Linked DNA regions of Homo sapiens: region 2 is linked to region 1. The links are chromatin loops, found by intact Hi-C in ENCODE. Cell type or tissue: gastrocnemius medialis. All regions are shown on one strand. Links, peaks and the distances in the headings refer to the core of each region. The heading gives the core; the rest is flanking DNA.

Region 1 (10,881 bases), core at 1,362-9,361:
GGCTTGTACAATATCATCCACCTATCAATTGGTTGACTCCCTCAATCAATTATCAGTACAATTACACTAATCTTTCTGGTACAATGTTCTGCTCCTATCACTATTCAGAGCTTTTGGAGCTTCCCAATTCTTATAGAAAAAAAGTCAAGATACTTCCCCAGGGCCAGCAAGGTCTTGTGTGATCTAATCCCATTCTGTGTTCTAAAATTTCATCTCCCACTGTTCTCATTTGCTTCAGTCAATCTGAACCAAGGAAATAAACTCATATTCTTTATTTTTGTGTTTCTGTTTATGTTGTTCCCTTTGCTCGAACACCCTTCTCCCTACATATCTGCATATACAAATTCATTCTATCATCAGGTAACACATATCTATTGATCACAGACTATGTGCAAAGCACTGTTTTAAATGCTAGGAATTTAGCAGTCAGCAAAAGACAGAACACATGCTGTCAAGAAGCTTATATTTTTGTGGCCAGCAAAATGCCAACTGCTTTAAGAAGACTTCTTTAATTCTCCCTTCCTGTCACCCACATAGAAAGTTATCCTTTATTCATTGTGTTCTACTTTGTATTATGGTCATTTCTGCTCATGTTTTATCTCCTTATGTAAATTCTCCGTGAGGGCAGTATCCACATCTAAGTCACTTTTTAATCTTAACCAGAACCTAACAGTGTATTCAATAAATATTTGATGAATGAAGGAAAGCAATTCTACCCTTTCTTCTTATCTCATATTCTCCTACTTTCTTATTATAATTGTTATTTGTCTCTATTTTGAATTTTTTTAAGCCATCCTCTCTAATTGTGGAGCCCAGAAGCTCCCTTTAAAACTTGAGAAGGCCGAATCATGGCATTCGTCACCTCAACCCCTCAGGTGGCTCCCTGCCTCACTCAGAGTAAAAGCTAAGCTTCCTCTATTGGGAAGGCCCTGTGTGATCTGCCCACCCTTGCTGCTTTATGCAACTCTGCTGGCCCTGCCTCCGGAACTCAGTTAGTGCCACGCCTTTGCCCTTCCTGTTTCCTCTGCCTGAAATGCATTTTACCCTGTGTGTCCTCATCTCTTGATGCTTCAAATTTCTGTTTAAAAATTAGCTATTTAGTGAGCCTCTTCCTGACCACTCTATTTTAAACTTCAGACCCTTAACAATCCCTTCCATCCCTGCTCCAGCACTCCCATCTCCCTTCCCTGTTTTATATTTTTCCCTCTAATATTAATTTAGTTGAGCCTGTGTTTTTCTTCTACCAGAGAGTAAGCCCCAGAAGGGCAGGAATTTGTTTATTTCACCCATTGCTGCATCCTCACCTCAAGAAAAATTTATGGCACATAGTAGCTGCCATTTATCTTATTTTGATCAGTTGAATTAATGAAAGACTATATTTTATACTATAATTAGACAATCATCTTCAAATCAGTGGCTCCAAAGAAAATGCCAATGATGTTATATAGATATTAAATCTAGAAATGAGAATAATTTGCAGCTGTTTTATGCAGTATCATAAAAGTTACACATGTTCATTGAAAAAAGTTAAAGTGGTTTGGCTTAGAAAAGCTTTTTCCTGTCTAAGATGATGAGAAAAAATTCAGTCTTTTTTTCCTGGATTCTGTTTTACTTTTAATTTTTTATTTTGAAAGTTTGCTTCACCTTAAGTCATTTTGATTTTGGAAGGTATAAATTTTGACTTATTTTCCCTAAATGGCCAGAGAATTGTTACATTACCCTTTATATACTTAAATTAAATTATATCAAACATCTTCCTATCAAATTTAGGAATTCCTATCCAATTTAAATAATATATCAGTGCTGTTTTTATTATTTCAAGTAACTTTATTAATAATTGATTACTTAATGTCATATATTTATTCTTTCATATATAATAGGGCTAGTGATCTTCATTCCATTTGGCTTTTCCAACCAATCTTATGAAAAGGCAGAGTAGACTGTGTTTTTCCACTTAATGTATAAATCTCAAACAATTTACTATTTTGTGGTTGTTTAGAGATACTTATTAAAGGATAGAGCAAGGACTGGAACCTAGATTTCTAGGTTTTTCTTACAACAGTTCTCTCACATATTGTAAGTGAATCACTTGGTGAATATCAAACCAAACACACTGATACAACCAACACCCAAATCCAGAAACATTGTCAACACCACAGAACCCCATCTGTCTCTTTGTAGTCACTACCCAACATTCCCACATGCTAACCTTCTTCTGACTTTGGCCAACAGACTAGTTTCACCTGTTTTTGTACTTCTATACATGGAATCATAAAGTATGTAATTGTTTTGTGTCCAGTTTCTTTCATCAACATTCTGTTTGTGAGATTCACCCACATTATTGCATACAACTATAGTTGTAAGTAAATCCTTCATGTTTATCCCTGTCTAGTATTTTCTTGGATATACCATAATTTATTTATCCATCGCTTCCTCGATGGGTATTTGTGTGACCTCCAATTTAGAACTGTTACAAATAGCACTGCTAGGAAAATTTTTACACTTTTTTTGGAGAAAGTATCTACGCATGACCAAGGACATATTTCTGGGAGTGGAATTGCTGGACCCTAAGTCATGCTTGTTTGGCTTTAGTAACTAAACTAAAGCTGTTTTCCCAACTGATTTTTCAAATTTAAACTCTTTCCAGTGCTATATGAGAGTGCTGTTTGTGCTACAGTCTCACCAATAATTAATATTTTCTTTATTTTGCATTTTAAGTATTCCAGTAGGTATGTAATGTTATATCCTTGTCATTTGAATATTAATTTTATTGTGACTAATGAAGTTAACAACTTCTTCATATATTTACTGTCCATTTGGATATACTCTTTATTGAAGTGTCTTTTTAAGACTTTTGACTGTTTTTCTCTTGGCTTGATTTGGTTTTTTATTTATTTGTAGTACTTTTTTCCATCTATATTCTAAATGATATGAGGCACTTGTCTAGTATTGTATGTATTGCAACTACAGTTACCCACTCTGTGAGTTTCCTTTCCATTCTCAATAATGGCTTTTATTGCTCTTTTTAAAGTTACATACTTTGTGAAGAAAAATGTTTACCTCAAACATACTTGTGTATTTCTTCATAATGTTTCCTCAACCAGTTTCAACTAGCTCACAGTGAAATACATATACATTAAGACACATGACTTGGAAAATAAATTGGAGCGATTGGAAATGAAATAGAATAAACAACAGAGAAATAATAAAATAAAGTGTAATTAAAGTAGAAAGCTTGGGCTCAAGAAAAGAAGCATCAATTTTGTCATTCATAAGAGTCAGTATATTTATCAATGGATGTTCAAATTTAATTCTGAGCTTCTTGGCATCTGTTGCTGAAAGGAGAACATTATACACATCTCATTATCACAAAAGGAGAAGCCCATCAATCCCTATAGGGAACTGAAGCTTTCTCTACACTGAACTCTCTGAGAAATTGGTCATGTCACATTTTAAATACATGCAACATACCATATCTACATTTTTATCTTTTGCAAGAAATGCAGTGAAAATATCATCCACAAAAGATTTCAGTGAGAGCTAAGTACACGTTATTAAAATGTATCTTGGCAAATTGGATTTTGCCTGATATTAAATTGTTGTAGTACATGTACGTAGACTTTCGGTGGTCCAATTTGATCTGGAAATGGAATTTACAGTGCTCACAGAAATGTGTAGATTGTATATATTTTAGTTATTGTTCTCAGTTCATTTCATGATGGGAGCAAGATAGCTGCGTTTTTGTAGTTGGCAGGGAGAAAATGTGTAATATGATAAGAGCACAGAGCTGAACGACCTGAGAGGGTCTGAGTCCAGGAAAGTTTCCTGAAGGGAATCATGTTTGGTGAAATATAACAGTTGAGAAGGACCTAGGGGAGTGTGCAAAGGCTGAGAGAGACCAGGCTCCCAGCTACTGTGGTTTTCAATCTTATTTTCTGCCTTTTTTTTTTTGCCATAAATAATTATGTTGTAAGTTCTATTCATTATATACATGTTAAAAATTATTTAGATTGCATATATATTTTATATATTTTGAGAGCATATAGAGTGTATATACCTACCTGTATGTTTGTATAGATTGCAATGTACATAATTATAATACCTTATATGGAATTTTATGGATTCCTTCTAATATGCTAATATTTTACATGTTGTTGAAAGCTCATAAGCATTTAAAAGGCTTCATAAAATTCTATGCTTTGAATTTGTCATAATTTACTTTGTCTTTCACTTAGGTTGTTTTCAAGTATTTACTATTAGTGTATACATAGGGTTGAAATTAGTATCTTTCTATAAAAAGTTTTTTCTGTATTTTACAGTATTTCCTTGAAATACAATTTCTGAAGTAGATGTACTGGGTCAGAGAGCTTATCAATCTTAAAACCCCAATCAAGGTTTTATTAATACTGCCACCTGCTGTGCTTGAATGTGCCTATTCTAGCTCCTCCTGTGGCCTGCCTAAGGGGCTTTTGACTTCCCGGACCTTGCCTGCTGTCTACCTCCTCATCTGCCAGTGTTGAGGGTCAGGATCTCAGCACCTCTGAAACCTATTCATGATACAAATGAGGGGGTTGCAAACATCTAAGGCTGTAGTTCTCAGATTGCAAATTGTAATCACTTGAAAGATTCCCATTTAATTCTTCTAAGTGTTCTGGGGTTGATTTAATTAGTCTTTAATTAGGGGTTGAGAACATCTGGGTACATAGTATGATGGGGAAGATCTCAGAAAACTATTTTCTAGATGGCTACTCAATTTTCCCAAAGACATTTATTATGTAATATTTTATTCCCCATTGCTTTGTGTGTTCTTTTTCTTTTTGTGTGTTTCATAATTCTACATAATAGAGATATTTGAGAGGAATTTTTAACGAATGTCCACAGTTTTAATTATTGTGGTAATTAAACCACAACTTGGTAATATGTTTTAGAAATTGGTGGGGCTAATTTATCCTGTTAATTCCCAGAATGTTTATTTTAAATTTTAACATTTTACCGGTTTAATCTTCCAAATGACCTTTTAATAAGATGTAAAGTCGAACATCATTTTGAGTTGGAAATGATCATATAACTCACTAGCAAATAATGATCATTGTATAACAGTCTTCACTTATAGTAATATAATTTATCATTCCATGCTTATAGGTATACATTTTCCTAATAAATATTTTTATATTTATTTTATACCAAGCCATCTCACTAACCAATGTTTTCACTGAATTGCATGTATTTTATTTTAATCATGTTCTTCTACATTTTGAAAAATTTAAATCTACAAATAAATATAGAAATAGAAAAAGAGGCATTTATTCACCATCTAGATTTAATAAACAATATTTTTAATTGTAACATTATATTCTTATAAGTAAAACAATAACCTCACTAAGAGAGCCACAGCTTAATTTGTACTCTGTCCTTTCATTCCTAGAGGCAAGCAGGATCCTGAAATTTGTATACATTATTCCTAAATATGCATAATGAATATATATGTATTCGTATATCCTATAGATAGATGGATACAGAGATAGATGCAGAGATATAGAGATAATAGAAATTCAAGAACTGTTCTTCAGGTTACTTTTTCATCTGAGCTATTTGGTTACAGTGCAGGTTTCTGTAATGCCTTCAGGTCATATTCAGTTCATTAATAGCAGAATGCTATCAGTGTACGTAAGACGTTCAGATGTGACTTTCCCCATCTTGTTAGTATTTTGTGTCACAAAGTAACAGCAACTGGGTACAAATTATACTAACACAGCTAAATGCAGAGTGACACAGAGTAATAGTGTCATAGATTATACCTGTTTGCTATGGGTTCTTCTTCCTAGTTCTGTTTGTGCACTTGCTCTTGGAAGCATCTAATGTGAGGCAAGCCCAATCTTTGTAGATCCTTACAATGTCCCTATCATTTTTTCAAAAGGCATAGCACTATACTGTATTTACTCCAATATTTCATTTTTAAAGGTAAGGAATGTAATATTTTAACTGTGGTAGTTCATTTTAATTAGAATGATTATTAAATGCTCTGGTTACAAAGTTGCATGTATGTATAGAGCTTTGTAAACATTATTTTCCCCATAGGTTTCCCCATACACTTTGATATTTCTAGTTAGCCATTTTGTTAAATGGTGGTTCTCCAGGAATGCATGTCCTGTTAATAGCAAATTTGTTTACCTGCTATGTCATATTCCATTGTGTGAATAAACCAGCTTTTTAGTTCATTCTCATACTGAGGGTCCGTTAGGTTTCTACATTGCAGTATCATAACATCCTATTGTAGGATTCCTTGTGCATGAAGGCCAAAGTTCACCAGATTTGGAATTGCTGAAAGATGAGGTATAACTTCAACTTTAATAGAGTTTGTCAAATTTCTCTTCAAAGTAGTATATAAATATTTATATTGTGACCAACAGCTAATGAGAATTCTTTTTTCCAAATGCTTGTTTCCAAGATCATAAATTGTTGGTATCAGACTAAAATTGTACCAATCTGAAGTATATGAAATAATATCTTGTTTTAATTTTGCATTTCTCTGATTACTAGTGGTCATGTTTCCTTTTTATAGGAGTTTTATCATGTAGATTTCTTCCTCTTTAGTGTGCATATTCATAGCCTTTGCCCATTTTTTCTGTTACATTGTCAGTCCTTTTGTTATTGACATATAGCTGTACTTAACATACTCTAGATATGGATATGTTCTGGATATGGTATGTACATATTTTCTTGCAGTTAGCGACTTGTCTTTATACTTATTTTTACATCTTTTTAATACATAAATTTTAAATTTAACTTTAGGTATTTATACTTATCACATTCTTCCTTTATGGTTTTGGTGTTTTTAAAAAATTTTTGTCGGCCAGGCGTGGTTGCTCACGCCTGTAATCCCAGCACTTTGGGAGGCTGACGCAGGTGAATCACGAGGTCAGGAGATTGAGACCATCCCGGCTAACATGGTGAAACTCCATCTCTACTAAAATACAAAAAATTAGCTGCATGTGGTGGCAGGTGTCTGTAGTCCCAGCTACTCAGGAGGCTGAGGCAGGGGACTCACTTGAACCCGGGAGCCAGAGATTGCAGTGAGCTGAGATAGTGCCACTGCACTCCAGCCTGGCAACAGAGTGAGGCTCCATCTTTAAAAAAAAAAAAAAAAAAAAAAATTGCCTAGTTTCAAAAGAATTTTTTTGATCCTAATATTGTAAGGTTTCTTCTATGTGTTTTATTCTTATAATGTTCACACATACATTGTTAATTATTTAACTGCAAATTTACTTTTAAGATGGGAGGTAAGGCTTTCTTTTGATCTTTTCCATATGGAGAGCCACCAAGACAGTACCATCTATGAATACTAACTGAGTACTCTGTATTATGTCCCATTAGTCTCTTTGTCTGTCTCTGAACCAGTATCACACTGCCTTTATTGTTGTAGCTTTACAAATTTTGTATTTAGCGAGATGAGTTCCCCCAATTTGTTTATATCCTAGTTGACGTCGTTGCTTTCTTACTATCTATAGGAATTTTAGAATAAGCGGTCAAGTTTCATGAAAATTTCCTTGGAGATTTTAACTAGAATTTTATTCAAGGTGCAATTTGTGGGACAATATCAATCATCTTTTTTTTTTTTGAGACGGAGTCTTGCTCTGTCACCCAGGCTGGAGTGCAGTGGCGTGATCTCAGCTCACTGCAAGCTCCACCTTCCGGGTTCACGCCATTATCCTGCCTCAGCCTCCTGAATAGCTGGGACTACAGGCGCCCACCACCACCCCCAGCTAATTTTTTGTATTTTTAGTACAAAAAATTTAGTAACACCCCTGTGTTAGCCAGGATGGTCTTGATCTCCTGACCTCGCGATCCACCTGCCTTTGGCCTCCCAAAGTGCTGGGATTACAGGCATGAGCCACTTTTTTTTTTTTTTGAGATGGACTCGCTCAGCCACCCAGGCTGGAGTGCAGTGGCATAATCTCAGCTCACTGCAACCTCTGCCCCCTGGGTTCAAGTGATTCTCCTGCCTCAGCCTCCAAAGTAGCTGGGACTACAGGCCCGCGCCACCACGCCCAGCTAATTTTTGTATTTTTAGTAGAAACGGGGGTTTCACCATGTTAGCCAGGATGGTCTTGATCTCCTGACCTCATGATCTGCCCTCCTCAGCCTCCCAAAGTTCTGGGATTACATGCATGAGCCACCACGCCCAGCCATTTCAATTTTTTATATTCTTAATTTGCTAAGGGTGTTTTTCTTAATTGGAAGTAGTATTGAATTTTATCAGACACTTGCTGCATCTGTTGTGATGATTATAAGATTTGTTCCTCTTCAGTCTGTTAACGTTAATTATGTGAATACATATATTCTAATGCTGAATTATCCTTATATTCTTTTACATTATTTAATCATGATGTATTTAGCTTAAAAAAACAAGCATAAATTATTGGTGTCTCTGATTTACCAGGCAGCAAAGTCCTTCCTAGTGATCCACCACAAGGTGCTTTTGTCATATCATTCCAAGATGAGGTACTATTGCTAGGGTAGTCTTTTCAAAACTGTGTGTTATTGCTAGGGTAGTTAGTGTCTTCAAGATCAGGTATTATTGCTAGGGTAGTGTCTTAGTAGGCTGGGTCTGTCATAACACAATACCATAGACTGGGTGGCTTAAACATTTATTTCTCATGGTTCTGGAGACTGGGAAGTTCAAGGTCAAGGTGCCACCATTTTGGCTCTTGGTGAGGGCTCTCTTCCGTGCTTGCAGATAGCCACCTTCTTGCTGTGTCCTCACATGGCTTTCCTCCATACATGTTTGTGAGGAGAGCATCTCTCTCTCTCTCTCTCTCTCTTTCTTGTAGAGCCACTAATCCTGGCCTAAAGGCCCCATTCTCAAGACCTATTCTAACCCTAATTACTACCCCCAAAGCCCCATCTTAAAATACTTCACATTAGGGATTAGAGCTTCAACACATTAATTTTGGGGAACACAAACAGTCAGTATCAGGTAAGAGATGGGATTGCTGTGTTTGGCTCATCTGTCAAGACTGGAAGAAGGACCATCTCTTGGAGTTCTTGGCTGCCAGAATGAAACAATATTTCTATAAACTAAAAGAAATCAAAAACCTTCCTTTGGAAAGAAAACTAAATGTGTGTACCACATTTGCATTCTACAAAAAATATTTATTAGATTTTAATGATTTTTTTACATACTCATAATTTTTTTGCAGTGAGAACAGTTAAATCTACTCTCAGTGATTTTCAAGAATGCAATTCATTGTGATTAACTATAGTCACCATGTTGTACAATAGATCTCTTGAATCTATTTCTCCTATTTAACTAAAATTTTATGTCCTATCACCAACATCATCCCAACTCCCTCATCTCCCAGCTTCTGGTAAGTACCCTTCTACTCTTTGCTTCTGTGAGTCTGGCTTTTCTAGATTCCACGTATGATATGGTTTGGCTGTGTCCTCACCCGAATCTCATCTTGAATTTTAGCTTCCATAATTCTCACATGTTGTGGGAGGGACCCAGCAGGACATAATTGAATCATGGGGAGTGGTTTCCCTCATACTATTCTCGTGGTAGTGAATAAGTCTCACAATATCTGATGGTTTTATAAGGGGTTTCCCCTTTCATTTGGCTCTCATTCTCTCTTTGTTGCCACCATGTAAGACATACCTTTCGCCTTCCACCATGATTGCGAGGCTTCTTCAGTCACGTGGAACTGTGAGTCTATTAAACTTCTTTTTCTTTATAAATTACCCAGTCTCAGGTATGTCTTTATTACCAATAGGAGAATGGACTAATACAACATGTAAGTGAGATTGTGTGGTATTTGTCTTTCTGTGTCTGGCTTATTTCACATGCATAAATATTCTCCAGGTTCATCATAGTGTCATAAATGACAGGATTTCTTTTTTTTTCTCATTCCCTCAAGCACTTACTCTTTGTGTTACAATACTCTTGTAGTAGTTTTAATCCTTCTCTTTTTAAGGCTGAATAGTATTCCATTGTCTATATATGCTACACTTTCTTTAACTATTCATCCATTGGTGGATGCTTAGGTTGTTTCCATACCTTGGCTCTTGTGAATAATGCTGTAATAAACATGAGAGTGAAGCTATCTCTTTGAATACTGATTCAAAGAGAATAGAAAGAAGATATTCAAAGAATATCTTCTTTGAATACAGGTTCAAAGAAGAAAAGTGGAATTGCTGGATTATATGGTAGTTTAAATTTTAATTTTTTGAGGGACCTCCGTACTGTTTTTTATAGCAGCTGCACCATTTTGCATTCCTGCCAACAGTGTGCAAGGGTTCCCATTTTTCCACATCCCCACAAACACTAGTTATCTTTTGTCTTTTTGATGATAACGGTTCTAACAAGTGTGAATATCTCATTATGCTTTTAAATTACAGTGCCCTGATGATTAGTGGTACTGAGCATTTTTTCATATATCTGCTGGGCATCTGAATGTCTTATTTTGACAAATGTCTATTCAGTCCCTTTGCCCACTTTAAAAAATTTGTTCTTTTGCTATTGAGTTATTTGAGTTCATGTTTTTCTTTTACTATTTTGGGTAATTTTAAACAATTATTTTCATTGTAAAAGAGAAAAATTCTTATGTAGAGTCTTAAGAAAATACATAAAAGAGAAAAGATAAATCTCAAATCTCATTTTTTAGTGTTAATCACTCTTGAATTATTCCCACATCTCTACATGCCTTTTTTGTTTGTAGAATTGGAGTCATATCATACATATATCATACTATATTTTACATTTTAGTATGACCAATATATTCTCATTGCTAATTTATTAATGTTTTTTCCTTGATTGGATTTATTTATGCTTTGGTTTTCTTTGTATGCTATCTCTCGAACTGACATACCAATTCTTCCAGTTTT
Region 2 (10,881 bases), core at 968-8,967, 180 kb before region 1:
AAGCCAGAAAAGGCTCAAAACGCTAAGCAGAAAGAATCGTAGATGTAGGAGAAAAACCAGGTCTCAGAAGCCACGAAAGCAGAGTTTCAACCAGAGGGGGTGGTCCACAGTGCCCAGTGCTGGAGAGAGGCTGCGTAAGAACAAACGAGAGGAGCATCTAACTGGGCTTGGCATTGCCCAAAGCTGTTGGTGATGCTGTCTCAGGGGAGGAAAGATTAAATGGGAAGGGAAAATGGGGCAAGAAGTGAAGTGAGTGGGGTCCAGGTAAGTTCTTTAAGAGGCAGACGCTCTTACAACACAATGTGCATTGGGGAAATGAGAGAAGACAATAAAGGAGAGAGGGGACCAGCCAAAGGAACAACCTCTTTGATGAGGCAGAGGTGGGTGTCCAGCACAAGTGGAGGCCTTTGCATCTAAGAGGAGAAAGGACGCTTTTTCTCAAGAAATGGAAGACAAGAAAGTGAGTGCTCTTGGTGTCACCTTCTTAAATTGCAGTAACATATAAGGCAAAGTGAGCAGCCGGAAAGAAAGAGGCAGGGGAGGGTGGGAGGAGTGGGAGGTCTTATTAGAAGCAAGGGATAGATATAGGGGGGGTGCTGTAGAGAGTGGGAGCTCATACCTCAGGAAACCGGGTACTGACAAGGAGGGAAGAGCCATCTGCTGATGTGAACTTACAGTGTCCTCGGTTTACCCAAATGTTTACTACCAAAAAAAAAAAAAAACACCCTAAAGCTTCAAGGGAAAGAAACTAAAACACAGACCACCACAGTCATTTAAAGCTATGCATTTGCTCAGGAAGTGCAATAAAAAGCGTGTGGGTAACTGGGCGTGGTGGTGGGCACCTGTAATCTCAGCTACTCAGAAGGCTGAGGCAGGAGAATCTCTTGAACTTGGAGGCGGAGGTTGCAGTGAGACGAGATTGCATCACTGTACTCCAGTATGGGCAACAGAGCAAGAATCCATCTCAAAAAAAAAAAAAAAAAAAAAAAAAAAAAAAAAAAAAAAAAAAAAAAGGGTAAAAGTGAGTGGGGAAAAGGCAGCTGAAAGAACATGAGTGAAATGATGAACTTTGGAATCTCAGGTGGATAAAGACAGGAGTCATGGCAGGAGGGCTGGGGAAGGAGAGAAAGCGGCGAGGGACTCCCGTGGAGGTTAACACAGCAAGGGCTCTGCAAGCACCGCAGCTGTCGCTGGAGACGCGAATGCTTCATTTTGTTATTTTGGAGGTGAAGTAACATCTAGTTCGACTCTGTTACACTGAGAGTGTTCGATGAGAATAGAGTAGAAGAAAATGTCACTGAAGATGAGCAGATCAATGAATGAAGATACAGGATACTGAGGGGACCATTCATGTAAATAATGAGTTGCCAAGAAAACGGACAGAATGGCCAGGCGCAGTGGCTCACGCCTGTAATCCCAGCACTTTGGGAGGCTGAGGCGGGCGGATCACCTGAGGTCGGGAGTTCATGACCAGCCTGACCAACATCGAGAAACCCCATTTCTACTAAAAATACAAAATTAGCCGGGCGTGGTGGTAATGCCTGTAATCCCAGCTACTTGGGAGGCTGAGGCAGGAGAATCACTTGAACTCGGGAGGCAGAGTTTGCAGTGAGCCGAGATCGCCCCATTGCATTCCAGCCTGGGCAGCAAGAGCAAAACTCCATCTCTAAATAAATAAATAAAAAAGAAAAGAAAACGGACAGAATTTGGAGAACTGGGGGTGGCAGACAGGACAGATAAACATCCTCAGTGAGGTGGCGGGGGGCAGGAGGTTAACAGATGACAGTGGCAACACGGGGTGGGGGGAGCACAGCGCAGCGCAATGGCATGAAGATCAGGGGCTTTTACTAGAGCCATGGGAATGGCAGCTTGGCTGGTGTTGAGGAGGAAGCATCTCATGGCCTTGCCGGAGCCAGGCGTACATTGGGACGGCCTCCAGAGAAGGCGAAAGACCCAGCCAAGGCCAGGTCACCACAGAAATGTTCTAAAATGAGACTGAGAATTTAACAATGGGGTTTGTGATTGTGGGAAAAATTCCAAAAGCAGAGTGTATCAACTATCAAGAAAAATGATGAAATATACTTATTTGGGGGGCTTTATAGAAAGGAGGAATTCTGTGCTACACCTATTATATATCTAACTCAAAAGTCACTTATTCAGTTCCTTTTATACGCAATGGACTATGCTTCTAACAGACTTTTCAGCCACATGCAACAAAAAACCAAGTAGGAAGGGCCCATAGGTTGGTGCACAGGTCAGTATGTGATACCCCAACGCAAACACATGGTAAATGACTGGCAAAAGTCAATAATGGCTATATATATTATATATGGAGGCATTTATACAAAGAGGAATATATAGAAGGAGGAATTTAAAATCATGTCTAGAGTAATATAATAGATGTTAACAATCATGATAATAGTATTTCAAAGTATATTAAACAAAATGGATTCATTTCTAACCCAACCAGTAAAATATTCTTTGAACCAAGATTTTACTAGGATGCCAAATTTAAAAGTTAAAAAAATTCCAGCTTTTTGAGTAATGAGCAATTTCAGTCATCAATAAAATTAATGAAAATGAGAGAGCAAATTACACTAATCCATTGGGTAAAGAAAAACTTAAAACATTACCCAAATAGAAGCTTTCTTTTCTATTGCTTTTCATCAGTAATAGGTATCAACTACATTTAACAAAAACACTGTTGCTGAGATAACTCACCCTCTTGGTTTTTAAATACACTCAAGATATGTCATGTTTCAATAAATGATGTCAGCGTTACACTGTGTGAAAAAAATACAAAAAAAAAATTTAAGTTTCATCTATAAATATTATTCCATTGACATTTCATAATTAAAGTTTCTAAAGAATGAATTCAAGGCCGGTGGCTCACGGCTGTAATCCCAGCACTTTGGGAGGCCGAGGCAGGTGGATCACCTGAGGTCAGAAGCTTGAGGCCAGCCTGGCCAACATGATAAAACCCAGTCTCTACTAAAAATACAAAAACTAGCTGGGTGTGGTGGTGTATGCCTGTAATCCCAGTTACTTGGGAAGGCGAGGCAGGAGAATCGCTTGAACCTGGGAGGTGGAGGTTGCGGTGTGCCGAAATGGCTCCAGCCTGGGCAACAAGAGCGAAACTCCATCTCAAAAAAAAAAAAAAAAAAGTGAGAAAACATTGGAGAACATAACTTGATTGAGTGAGAAGGAAATGGCAGCTTAGAGCAGACCCTGAAAGCAGGGAGGCAGCTAGCTGGGCCTGATCTCCTGCTGCAGAAACAGGCAATACATCCGTACTGTGTGAAGCCCCTAAGTTTGTCACTATTTGTCATGCAGAAACAGGTAAGTAAGACATATTATAACTCGGAAAAAATCTCAAACCTGTTGCACAAGAAGTTATTTACCATTGTAAGCTCTCTGCGAAATGTTTTGGAAACCCAAGTTGAGAACAGCTTTGATCAGAGGCAACTGAAGGCGGGCAGAAGAAACCAAGCAGTAACTACTCAGCTGGTGTGTGTGTGTGTGTGTGTGTGTGTGTGTGTGTGTGTGTGTGTGTGTGTGTGTGTGTGTGTCAGTTTGGCAGACGCCTTCTTTTTTTTTCCCCTCTAGTGCATCATGTTGAAACTGTAGCTAATGCCGGGCGCAGTGGTTCACACCTGTAATCCCAGCACTTTGGGAGGCCGAGGCGGGGGGATCACGAAATCAGGAGATCGAGATCATCCTAACCAACACAGTGAAACCCCTTCTCTACTAAAAATACAGAAATTAGCCAGATGCAGTGGCGTGCACCTGTAGTCCCAGCTACTCAGGAGGCTGAGGCAGGAGAATCGCCTGAACCCGGGAAGCAGAGGTTGCTGTGAGCCGAGATTGCACCACTGCACTCCAACCAGGTGACAGAGCGAGACTCCATCTCAAAAAAAAAAAAAAAAAAGAGAAAAGGAAGCTGTAGCTTAGAACAGGAGAATGCAAGTGATTATTATCAGGAATTGCATCTGTGAGGGAACCTGAGGACTCAAGCCAGCCCAGCAGAGGGCAAGGCAGCACAGGGCATGAGTCATTCTCCTGATGCTACCTTCACAGGATATCAGACAAAGGAAACTGAGCACCTGCCCCATTTGATGAAATAAAGCAGATAAAAGATAATACATTTAAACAATTAGATGTGTATCTTTTATATCCAAGCAATATTGTACAGAAAGGCACCACCTCTACCTTATGACAAGTGTTACTACCCATACTCAGGAAACCCCGATGTTGCCAGCACAGAAGCCAGGACAACAGAAAGCTGAACAATTCCTTTTGCCCAATGTGAACATCTCCAATAAGGCTCCAGTTTGGAAGACTTCTGAAGGCCTTTCAAATTCATAATAAATGCTATGAACTGCCACACTTAATCCCCTGTATTCTGGCTGGGCCAGCTGTTATAATACACCACCCCACAGTCATTGCTGCTTGGTAGTCGAACAAACACGCTGGAGTCAGAGGCCAGAGTCCTTCCTCATGCCACCAGCTTCCCTGAGCCTAGTCCCAACACCATTCCCCCCAGGGCACTTTGCTGTGGCCTCACTGGGTGTGCCCACGTGGTCTTGCCCTGAACCCCAATCTGTAATCAGCACCAGCTCTTCAGGCGTTGACCATAAAAGGCACTGAATGATGGTGGTGTTTTTTTGTTTTCTGTTTTCTGTTTGTTTGTTTTTTTGAGATAGAGTCTTGCTCTGTCTCCCAGGCTGGAATGCAGTGGCATGATCTCACTACAACCTCCACTTCCCAGGTTCAAGTAATTCTTATGCCTCAGCCTCCCGAGTAGCTGGGATTATCAGGCGCCCGCCATCACACCCAGCTAATTTTTGTATTTTTAGTAGAGATGAGGTTTCACCATGTTGGCCTGGCTGGTCTCGAACTCCTGACCTCAAGTGATCCACCTGCCTCGGCCTCCCAGAGTGCTGGGATTACAGGCGTGAGCCACTATGCTCGGCGGATGGTGCTGTTAACAACAGTATCTATCCTTGACAATATAGGGCTTCTTCTGACCACCTCAAAGATGCTACTGCATCAGGCTTTACCAAATTCTTCTCTTGTTACATGAGTTTCAGCTCAAGAATCAGATCATGGGGGAAGCTTCAAGAGCAGCAAAACTTGTAATTTTTGCCCAGTTGCCCTACAAGAAAATAAAGTTTTGACTCTTAGGCATAATCACCATGGTGAGAACCTATATATTAATATCTACACACAAGTATCTATATCTCTCCTTTTAAATATACTCTTTAGATGGCTGCTCCTTACGACAAAGGTTTTATTTGGTGATTTGATGATAAAAAAAATCACTTTTCTTTATGGTGACTATTATGCCATCATCTTTACTAACAAGTATATTATCAGGAATCTCAAAGAAAGTGGCATTCATGTTATAGCCTTCATTACTTCAAACTATTCCGGATTCCCCATATTATTTTACATATTTTCACTGACTTTTAAGCAAATGCTTTAATTTTCCCTTTTTTTTTTTTTTTTTCTGAGACGGAGTTTCGCTCTTCTTGCCCAGGCTGGAGTGCAATGGCGCCATCTCGGCTCACTGCAACCTCCGCCTCCTGGGTTCAAGCGATTCTCCTGCCTCAGCCTCCCAGGTAGCTGGGATTACAGGCATGCGCCACCACACCTGGCTAATTTTGTATTTTTAGTAGAGATGGGGTTTCTCCATGTTGGTCAGGCTGGTCTTGAACTCCCGATTTCAGGTGATCTGCCTGCCTCAGCCTCCCAAAGTGCTGGGATTACAGGCATGAGCCACTGTGCCCAGCAATTTTCTACTTTTTTTTTTTTAATTTCTTAGATGGGGTCTCATTCTATCACTCAGGCTGGAGTGCAGTGGAGTGATCTTAGCCCATCACAGTCTCTGCCTCCAAGGCTCAAGCGATTCTTCTGCCTCAGCCTCCTCTGTACCTGGGATGTGCCACAGGTATGTGCCACACACCCAGCTAATTTTTGTATTTGTGGTAGAGATGGAGTTTTGCCATGTTGCCCAGGCTGGTCTCAAGTTCCGGAGCTCAAGTGATCTGCCCACCTCAGCCTCCCGAAGTGCTAGGATTACAGCATGAGCCACCGCGCCCAGCCAACTTTTCTACTTTAAAAAGGCAATTGGTGAAACCTCTTCTCTACTAAAAAATACAAAAAATTAGCTGGGCATGGTGCCAGGTGCCTGTAGTCCCAGCTACTTGGGAGGCTGAGGCAGGAGAATGGCGTGAACCCAGGAGGCGGAGCTTGTAGTGAGCCAAGATCGTGCCACTGCACTCCTGCCTGGGCGACAGAGCAAGATTCCGTCTCAAAAAAAAAAAAAAAAAGGCAATTGGTAAGTTGTATGAACATTTTGAAACTCAAACATTTTTGTGTTACCAGGAAATTCACTATAGAGAGAATGAAAACTACGACTATTTGTAAATAATACTATGACACAGACTGCGACAGGCCACTAGGCTGATTTGCAGGTAAAATTTTTGTTCTATCAAAACCTTAAAAACCACATGGACACACACACAGCCTTCCCCAGCCCCTGCCATCCCATCACACACCCTTCCCCAGCCCCTAACATCCCATTTGTGGATGTAACTGACATATAGGAAGACAGCCCATAGTTATCATTTAGGTTCACCTTGTCCCTGGAATTGTGCTACATAAAGAAACTGAGAAGCATTTCTACAAGAAAGCTACGGGTCACTTGTGAAAAGCCCCAATTCATCCCAGCTGAGGCATTTATCTTGTTGGAATCACTGGTAAAAGGGAAAGCCTTGTCTCTTAAAGACTTTCAGTTATAGAGGCTACATAAAAAGCAATGGCCACCACAAAGCTTAAACAGATAAACTATCCATTTTGTGTCTTCTCCTATACATTAGTAATTACTTTTAAAAACATCTCCACCTGTACCTTAGCCTCTTATTCCTCACCAGTATTCCTTACCAATAAGCAACACATATCCTACTGATATTTTGTTGATGGAGATAGAAATTAAATAGGTGGCTAATTCTTCTTCACATACGAGAAAGGAAAGTTATGGAATGAAAATGATGTCTCTAAGGTCCTAAATTTTTCAAACTAGTGCCACCTAATCTGTGACCATGGCTAAATTCTCTTGTCTCAGCTTTCTTCCATATAAAATGAGTTGTCTAACAAACAGTAAGCTCAATTAACATCTGATACCATTATTATTAAACTTTTTCTATTTATATGTATTTCATTCTCAGTTAATATGATGACAGAAGGGGATAAACATAACTTATCAACGACATTAATATGACTTCTTTCCCCTACTACATTCGTTAATAAAGAGGTTATAATTAGGTTTCAAAGACAGCATTTCATTAAGGTGATTTCATTCAGATACAACTATTTGCATATAAGTGCAATAAAAACCTTAGAAGTTTCTATTTGACTATGTTAGCTTCATAAGTAGAAATAATACACATGCTTTATGCTTAGGTTAAAAATCAGCCTAACAATATATTCATGATTAGTTCAAAAGAGCAGACATCAATTACCTATAAGTTTATAACTGTCAACACATAACAATTACAAATTAGAAACAGAGTAATCAAAGTCAGGTCATAATCAATGTCCAGAAGGTCAAAGACATGCAGAGGCCAAATGCATCTTCTAAGTGTTGCCTGGATCAATGTCTTATATTTTACAAGTGTAAACATGGAAAAATCAAGTTATTTTTAATACACTTAAGAAATGAAGTGATTTTTAATACATCCCATATAGTAAAAACATAAATTTGAACTAATGTCATAACACCCTTCTGGTGTCCTTTTCATTAAAATGCACTACCCTAATCATGTTTACAATTGATATTTCTCTGAAGTATAAATTACAGATTGTGTTAACAAATTTGCAAAATGTGGCAAAAATATCCATTGCCAACATATATTCATTCAAGTCAATCAGTGTATACTTAATGAGTGTCTTCTTTCTCCAGAAACTTTACTAAGATGGAAAGAAGGCTTTCAATTAAAGCCCAGAGAGAGAGAGGCAAAAAAAAAAAAAACCCAGGTCATTATAAAACATGAAAATCTGTGAAGTTATAAAGATGCCCACTGGGTATGAGGGTGATAACAGAGATCATTTCCAGGTAACAGAAAAGACTTTATAAAAGGGTCATGTCTGAGTTGAGCCGTAACTGAGGAGTATTTGACCAGATGGGACTGAGGAAGGAAAGACGATTTGCAGCCTAGGCGATCAAAGGAGCAGGGCGACGGGGAGAAATCCATGGAGCGTGTCCAACTACAGTCAGTCTGGTGTGAGATGCTGCAGTCCCAAGCGCATGGAGTGATGAAGATAAAGCTGAGGTCTCCAGGTTGCGGAGAGCCTTAAGTATTAAGGGGCTTGGGCTTTATTCTTTGGGCAATGATATTTACTAAACAGTTTCAAGCACAGGAATGCCATGGTCACATTTTTCATTGTAAAAGAACATGCTTATAGCAGTGGAGTAGATATTGAAGAGAAAGACTGAGCGAAAGAAGAAAGCCAATGACTATCTAGTTTTTAAAAGATAATCTAGTGAGATGCAGACAAGATGGTAGAATAGAAAGCTCCACCGTTCGTCCCCCGACCCCGCAAGGACACCAAGTTAACAGCTAATCTACATAGGAAAAACACCTTCTTAAGAACCAAAAATCAGGTGAGCACTCATGGTACTTGATTTCCACTTCATATCCCTGAAAGAGGCACTGAAGTGATTTAAAAAAACAAAAACAAAAACAAAAAAAACCCGTCCTGAATCTGCTGACACCACGCCTCCCTTACTGGGGGCGAAGAGCATCTCTGGGCACTAGGGGAGGGAGAACACAGCAATTGTGAGGCATTAAATTCAGTGTTGTCCTGTTACAGCAGAAAGGAAAACCAGACCAAACTCAGCTGATGCCTGCCCATGCCAGGGGGAATGCAGATCCCTGTGGTCGGAACTTGAGTGCCTGCAAACCTTGCCACAGAGGGCTACAGCACTCTGAGTCTCCAGGTCAATGTGAAAGGCAGTCTAGGCCATAAGGACTACAACTATTAGGAAAGTCCTAGTGCTGAACTAGGCCCAGAGACAGTGAACTGGGGGTGGGAGGGCACGTGACATACTGAGACACTAGCTGGGACAGACAAGGGAGTGCTGGCATCACTGCTCCCCTAATCCCAGGCTGCACAGTTCTCAGCTCCAGAAAAGACCCCTTCCTTCCACTTGAGGAGAGGAGATGGAGGAGTAGGGAGGACTTTGTTTTGTATCTTGGATACTAGCTTAGCCACAGCAGGAAAGGGCAACAGACTGAATTGTGAGGCCTCTGTTCTAGGCCCCAGCTACCAGACAACATTTCTAGACACACTCTGGCCCACAAGGGAACCCACTGCCTTGAAAGAAAGGAGCTGGTGCCAGCAGCATTCATCACCTGTTAACTGATGAGCCCTTGGGTCACGAATAACCAGCAGCAATATCCAGGTACCACGTCGAGGGCCTTGGGTGAGGCTCTGGGACATGCTGGCTTCAGGTACCAGCACAGCTACTGGGGTCCAAAATGCCAAGTGTGCTCTTGGGGTCCCCAGTTCCAGGACTTGACCCTTGGATGGCATTTCTGGACCTGCCCTGGGCCAGTGGGAAGTCCACTGCTCTGAAGGGTGAGTCCCAGACCAGGTGGCATTCACTACAAGCTGACTTAAGAGCCTTTGGGCCTTAAGGGAACATCAGGGCTAGTCTGGCAGTACTCCTCATGGTCTGGGGTAGTGGTGATTACAGGGTGAGGCTCCTCTGCCTTTGGAAAGGGGAGAGAAAACTGGGAAGGACTGTATTTTGTGTTTTGAGTGTCAGCTCAGCAGCAATACCAGGTTGATGTCTAAGACTTTTGACTCTAGTTCCTGACCCCCAGATGGCACCTCTGGACCTACCCAGAGAGCCTGGCAGACCTCACTGCCCTGAAGGGGAAAAAACAGGCCTTTATCACCTACTGATTATAAAACCCCAGGGCCTTGAGTGAACATAGGCAGTAGCCAGGGAGTGGTTACAGCAGGACTTGGGTGAGACTCAGCCCTTTGTTGGCTTCATGTCTGACTCAACAAAGTCATAGTGGTGGTGGCCACAGGGGTGCTTGTGTCACTCCACCTCAAGCTTTAGGTGGCTCAGAACAGAGAGAGAGAAACTCTTTGTTTAAGAGAAAGCAAGAGAGCCGGGCGCAGTGGCTCACGCCTGTAATCCCAGCACTCTGGGAGGCCGAGGCGGGCGGATCATGAAGTCAGGAGATCAAGACCATCTTGGCTAAAGCAGTGAAACCCTGTCTTTACTAAGGAATACAAAAAAATTAGCCAGACGTAGTGGTGGGCGCCTGTAGTCCCAGCTACTCGGGAGGCTGAGGCAGGAGAATGGCGTGAACCCAGGAGGCGGAGCTTGCAGTGAGCTGAGATCGCGCCACTGCACTCCAGCTTCGGCGACAGAGCGAGACTCCATCTTAAAAAACAAAAAACAAAAAAAAAAAAACAAAAAAAGAGAAAGCAAGAGAAGAGAACAAGACTCTCTGTCTGGTAATCAAGAGAATTATCACAGATCTTGTCCAAGACCATCAAAGCAGCACCTCTATGAGTCTGCAAGAACCACAGCATTACTGGGCTTGGGGTTCCCCCTAAAGTAGATACAGCTTAGATCACAATACCCAAGTCCTGTTAAATATCTAGAAAGCCTTTCTGAGAAAGATGGCTACAAATAAGCCCAGACAGTGAAGACTAAAATAAGTACCCAACTCTTCAATGCCCAGACACCAAAGAACATCTGCTAGCATCAACACCATCCAGGAAAACATGATCTCATCAAATGAACTAAATAAGGCACCAGGGACCAATCCTGGATAAATAGAGCTATGTGACCTT

Evidence for each region. Hi-C counts contacts between places; a loop is a spot of excess contacts. Peaks named below come from ENCODE experiments on the same cell type or tissue, not always from the same donor. Only the 100,000 strongest peaks of a DNase experiment are listed, where the experiment ranks them.
Region 2: a loop joins it to region 1, with 14 times the contacts of the local background. A loop is called at or near these places in 4 of 110 quality-filtered maps.

The regions. Positions count from the first base shown.
Region 1 is chr6:162,732,711-162,743,591 of GRCh38, forward strand. The region is part of intron 1 of PACRG (parkin coregulated); the gene reads left to right. Among named protein-coding and RNA genes, the nearest start is that of PACRG, 10 kb to the left of the region's middle. In gastrocnemius medialis, for the core only: a CTCF peak has its summit at 4,412 (motif pointing left); no DNase peak of the experiment used is centred there.
Region 2 is chr6:162,552,836-162,563,716 of GRCh38, forward strand. The region is part of intron 1 of PRKN (parkin RBR E3 ubiquitin protein ligase); the gene reads right to left. Among named protein-coding and RNA genes, the nearest start is that of PRKN, 170 kb to the right of the region's middle. In gastrocnemius medialis, for the core only: no CTCF peak of the experiment used is centred there; no DNase peak of the experiment used is centred there.